2 separate regions of the Homo sapiens genome follow, and region 2 is linked to region 1. A link is an interaction called in ENCODE POLR2A ChIA-PET data of the cell type or tissue named here. Cell type or tissue: Panc1. All regions are shown on one strand. Each heading gives the region's core, and the rest is flanking DNA. Links, peaks and the distances in the headings are about the cores only.

The links. ChIA-PET counts read pairs that join two places held together with the same protein. Peaks named below come from ENCODE experiments on the same cell type or tissue, not always from the same donor. Only the 100,000 strongest peaks of a DNase experiment are listed, where the experiment ranks them.
Region 2: POLR2A ChIA-PET joins it to region 1 with 12 read pairs; 3 of 35 experiments call an interaction of 5 or more read pairs at or near these places.

The regions. Positions count from the first base shown.
Region 1 is chr20:49,501,534-49,504,448 of GRCh38, forward strand. PTGIS (prostaglandin I2 synthase) reads right to left here. Exons shown (of 10, transcript NM_000961.4): 10 at 2,341-2,915. Among named protein-coding and RNA genes, the nearest start is that of KCNB1, 20 kb to the left of the region's middle. In Panc1, for the core only: no CTCF peak of the experiment used is centred there; no DNase peak of the experiment used is centred there.
Region 2 is chr20:49,367,444-49,370,358 of GRCh38, forward strand. KCNB1 (potassium voltage-gated channel subfamily B member 1) reads right to left here. Exons shown (of 2, transcript NM_004975.4): 2 at 1-2,915. The region is part of intron 2 of LOC105372649 (a long non-coding RNA gene); the gene reads left to right. Among named protein-coding and RNA genes, the nearest start is that of SNORD12, 88 kb to the left of the region's middle. RefSeq lists an enhancer at 1,178-1,731. In Panc1, for the core only: no CTCF peak of the experiment used is centred there; no DNase peak of the experiment used is centred there; H3K27ac peaks cover 1,723 bases.

The DNA of each region.
Region 1 (2,915 bases), core at 292-2,791:
TCCTTTTTATTGACAAATATTATTCCATTGGAATGGGGGATACATCACATTTTGCTTATCCATTTATCAGTTGGTGGACATCTGGATTGTTTCCACCTTTTGGGCTATTCAATATAGACTTTTGAGTGAGTGGTTGTGTTAATTCCAATATAAAACCTACCTTTCTGCTTTAGGGGTATTAAAATATCCTTTCATAAGCTGACAGTAGGAGTAAATGTATTTCTTAATGTCCTTACCTGGCAAAATAAAACACTGGGTCTTTCTGTTGACTTTAATGGTACAAGGGTATGAAAGGCCAAAGTCTTGGAGCTGCAGATCACTAGGACCTGGGTTATAACAAAGGCTAGGTCAGCGGCTCAGGGAAGCCAAGCCCTGTCCCTCTGGCCCTGCCATGTGGTTCAGACCATGACTGGTAAACAAGAGAGCATAACGCAGCACTTCTCAAACTGGGGTATGGTACCCCTCTGAGGGCACATACTGATGTCCTGAAGAGAAAGACTACATTTCCCAGCCTCCTGTCTGTCCAGCAAGCTGTGGTCATGTGATTGAGTTCTGACCAATGGGATGAATGCAGGGGTTTTTCTCTTCTTTGCTTCACCCTCTTTCCTGCTGGGTGGAATGTGGACAAAATGGCTGGAGCTTAAGCAGCCATAACGGCCCCTGAGGTGGAAACCACTGGTTACAGATGCTAGAGGGTCCAGAAAGGAGGGAACCTCATGATTGTGGAGATGTCACACCACCTCTGGCCTCCCGTATCTGCTTGAAAGAGAAAAAAAAAATGTGGCCATGCATGGTGGCTCATGCCTGTAATCCCAGCACTTTGGGAGGCCGAGGTGGGCAGATCACCTGAGGTCAGGAATTCAAGACCAGCCTGGCCAACATGGTGAAACCCCGTCTCTACTAAAAATACAAAAATTAGCTGGGTGTAGTGGCACATGCCCATAATCCCAGCTACTCAGGAGGCTGAGGTAGGAGAATCCCTTGAATCCGGGAGGCGGAGGTTGCAGTGAGCTGAGATCTCACCACTGCACTCCAGCCTGGGAGACAGAGCAAGACTCCATCTCAAAAAAAAAAAAAAAAAAAAACCTGTGGTATTGAATGAAAGCATGTTAATATATAACATGTTGCTATGTTACTTTGAGAAGTCTGTCACTCACTGCCAAATCCCATCCCACCTGATGTGCCTCCATGACCTCCTCACAGATGAGGAAACTGACGTGAGGCACATCTGCCCTGGGATATTATTTCTATACAAAGATTTGAGAGAAAAAACCAAATTTCTCTTTTTATTTCTCCCAAGGCTTATTTAATCCATTTCACCCCTTCTTTTTTATTTTAACATGAATGCATGCATTCTGGTGAAGGATGGACAGCATCCGGTGAATTTTAAAGAGAGCTTTTGTGTTGTCTGCTTGTTACCAGGGTCTACCCCAAAGTCCTCTAATGCGGCAGTCCCCAACCTTTTTGGCACCAGGGACTGATTTCATAGAAGACAATTCTTCCAGCGACCCAGGGGTGGGGGTGGGAGGTATGGTTTCAGGATGGTTCAAGTGCATTACGTTTATTGTGCACTTTATTTATATTATTATTACATTGTTTGAAATAGTGAGATAATTATACAACTCACCATAATGTAGAATCAGTGGGAGCCCTGAGCTTGTTTTCCTTCAGCTAGATGGTCCCATCTGGGGGTGATGGGAGACAGTGATAGATGACCAGGCATTAGATTCTCATAAGGAGTGCGAAACCTAGATTCCTCGCCTGTGCAGTTCACAATAGGGTTCGCCCTCCTATGAGAATCTAATGGTGCCACTGATCTGACAGGAGGTGGAGCTCAGGCAGTAATGTGAGTGATGGGGAGTGGCTGTAAATGTAGATGAAGCTTTGCTCACTCACTCGCCATTCACCTCCTGTTGTGCAGCCCATTTCTTAATAGGCCAAGGACCTATACTGATCCGTGGCCCAGGGGTTGTGGACCCCTGCTCTAATGGGTACCCAGTCCCTCTGCTGCCAGCCGGAGGATCACTGAAAGAAAGATCCTGAACACTGTCTCAGGCAGCAGAGGGTCCTGCATTTGAATTCCAGGTCTATTACCTCTTAGCCACACGTTCTCGGGCAAACCACTTCACCTCTCTGACCCTCAGTTTCTTTCTCTGTAAAAACGGGGATACTCATCTATGCCTTGGAGGGTGGGTAAAGGTGTGACTCAGTTCTGTCTGTGAGAGGCCTGGGCCCACAGCAAGGGACAGAGTAGATGCTCTGTGCTCTCCTGTCCCAAGAGCTGACCTCACCATTCCAGGCACGGCCAATGCCCTCCATCAGAATCACACTCAGAGGCAGTTCCACAAACAAAGATGGTTTAATAGATTTCAGCATGTTTCCACTTGACAATGTTATACGAAAATAGAATCTTTATTAAAATAGCAAGGCATAACAATCACTGCTACTCAGGAAACACTGTGTTTATTCTTTTTAATCATCAAAATCAATGACTTTGGGCAAGACCTGTGAAATCTCAGAGCCTGTTTCTCCATCTGGAGAACAGGCAGGTAGGGCATTGCCAGCTCCCTGTGAGTGGGGGCCACTGGTGGGAGGAGATGGCCCTGGTCGCCCATGGGATGAGAAACTTACTCCTGCTTCTGTCCCTGGAGAAGGTCAGGGAGATGCCAGTGTGGCCTTAAGGCAATTCTAACACTTGCTTATCTCGTTTTGTAACAGAGAAGAGAGAGCTCTCAGCCTTGGCCACACCAGCATGGAGCCCCCTTCCCCAGCGAATTTATTTTTCATGGTCACTTTCTATTTTTGGCAGTGAGTGATACATGTTATCCACTATTGGCAGCAATTGGGGGGAAAAAAAGTTCATTTTAAAAACAAAGTTTAGGCCGGGCATGGTGGCTCATGCCTGTAATCCTAGC
Region 2 (2,915 bases), core at 278-2,777, 130 kb before region 1:
TGGCCACTGTTTTTTGGTGAAGCTGTTAGAAATGGATTGAAATGGACTGGGTGCAGTGGTGGCTCACACCTGTAATCCTAGCACTGGGAGGCCGAGGCAGGCAGATCACCTGAGGTCAGGAGTTCAAGACCAGCCTGGCCAACATGGAGAAACTCTGCCTCTACTAAAAATACAAAAATTAGCTGGGCGTGATGGTGCGCTCTTGTAATCCCAGTTACTCAGGAGGCTGAGACATGAGAATCACTTGAACCTGGGTGGAGGAGGTTGCAGTGAGCCGAGATTGCGCCATTGCACTGCAGCCTGGGCAACAGAGCAAGACTTTGTCTCAAAATAATAATAACAAAAAAATAAATAAATAAACAGATCGAAACAAGGAACTGATAAACAAGTTGGTGAGATCGGAGGCCCAGCATGTTCTTGTGAGGTTCACGAGAACCTGAAAAACCTCTGACCTTCAGCTCTGATTGATGTTACAGGCCGACAGGGTGCTGGACATGTGGGAGCAGCCCAGCCAGGAGGGACTCACATGTGTTCTGGATCTCAGAAATGCCAGTGATGAGTTTGCTTGCATGAGATTTTTGGTTCCAAGATCTCTGGGGATGAGAAAACTCAGTCCCTTCAGATCCCTAAAGGGGTGTGGGATATAAGTGAAACCAGCCCACATCCCATCCTGATTTTGAGGGCCATCTGTAGCTCTGCTTCCCTGGGTCTCATTCCTGCATTCATGCCCTGGATTCTTAAGAACAACGAATGGGAGAAACACACAGAAATGAATGAGGAAAGTCACAGCATTGACAGAGTCCAGGCCTAGTGTCAAGAAATGCCTACACAAGGAAGTCAAACCCCAAAGTCTTTCCCCACCCTCAAGAAATCAGAATCAAAAGGAAGAAAACCCAAACAGCCCAAGGGACAATGGTAGGAACTGCAAAAGACCAGAAAACATCAGCTACGATAATGACCAACAATGAAACTCCTAAGATATTGTTCTGTATTACAAAAGAAGAAATTAGACTCAATTGCCCTATTATAAATTTGCTAAAAATACATATATATATATATTTTATCTGAACAGAAAAATAGACTACTCTGAGATGCGTGGACATTCTATGACATAGTCGCGCATCAGATACTTCTAGAGCCAGAAAAATGGCAACAGAAAATGCAGAGGTAACTCTTATTTCTGGGTGTAGCCAGGACTGGTTTGGGTTGCCTGGGCTGAGTGACATGAAAGCATTTGGATGCTGTCCTATAAGCAGTGATAGGTGAGGAAACATCAGCTCGGGGCTGGAAGCTTTCCATTGTCCTGCCGGGGTCTCAGGGGAGCCCCTTCTCCCTCCTGCCCACTCTGCAGCTACAGAAAAAGTCCTTTCCCAAAGAAGCATGTCCGGAGGCTTTTTGCCTTGCTCTCTTTTGATTCAAAGTTACTTGAATTGAGGCTGAAAAAAAGCCTGGGGTATTGTTACTTGAGATTAGTTGGTAGAGAAATAAGAATAGGAGAGAGATTAGCGATAGAGACCTGGCTTTAGTGGCTCTTGTCCGTGGTGAATTTTAAATATCCCCTTGTCCATGGAACTAGACACTCCAGCTGGGACTGGAGCAAGACAGAAATATACAATAGTTACAAATATCAACAATACATTACAGTTTTACAGAAGAGAATACTGTTTTGTTTTTCTCCTTAGAAACATGGATCTTATTAGGAGAAAGGGCAGAGACGAGGCTACAGTTACCAAGACACATGGAGAAGCTGGAAGTCAGTTTGAAAAAGTTTGTATCACCAGCAGTTTTCAGGGGCAAGCTGGGTGGGTTAAAAGAAATGGCCTCCTCAGGATTTTGTTGTTTTTCCTTCTTACTCTTCTTCCTTCTTGATCCCCAGTCCTTTGGAGAAAGGGACTTCACGGGAACAAATGTTCTCTCCTCCTTTTTTCTTTCCCCTTGAAGTGTGCTTAAGATAGAATTCCTAAAGAAGGCACTGAGAAATCTACTGCACCAAAGTCCTGTTGGTTTCTTTTACCCAAAGATAAAAAGGTGAATATACTGTCTCCTCCAAAGCTTCCCCACCTCTCTCACCGCCGGTGGCAGACTCTCCCCCGTGTGATTGGGACACATGGCTACCTGGTCCCTAGCCCTTTCAGATAATTGTGGAAGTTGGAATGCAAGTTCAGCTGGGTTCTTGATGAGTTTCAGTGAATTTGCCAAACTGACCAGCATCCATTCGCCGCGTCCAGCCCCTAGTTTGCTTGTTTGGGTTGACTTGTTTCTTTCTGCTCTCATTGGTTCAGGAATGAATGGGAAATGGACCACCAAGTTAAAGCAGGATTTGCCTTCAGACCATTGCTTTCCTCTTCTCTTCTCTATCAAGACCTTTCTATCGAGTGAACTTCTCAGTGAAGACTCTTAAGTAGATTTCCCAGTGCATGTATATTCACGTACATAGGTACAGGTTGGGTGTATACATATTAAAATTTGGATATGTTCTTTTTTAGCGGGTGGATGGGCTGGGAAAACTTATAATACTCTCTTTCGAATTGAGCACAGAATAAAAGCTATACTCCCCCAGTACATACACACACAAGTAAAAGAAAAAAAAACCCAATCAAACCCAAACAAAATACTTTCTAAGCATAGTATATGCTGAATTTCAATTATTCTGTTTCTATAAGAACTCTATAGGACTCTGGCTATGAAGCCTGAAAAGGTAGGTTCTTAATGATACTTCTGAATTCGTCCTTCAAAAGTGACTCAATAAAATGCTACTTTACGGTTGGACAAAATACACAAGGAAGGAAGGGCCAGGTCCTACATGACCACAGAAGGCAGAAAGGGCCTTTGGTTACAAGGAGAGTTGCACCAATTGGTTTTCGTTTTTTTTAAAAAAAAAAAAAAACAAATCATTTTCAATCTGTACAGTTCTC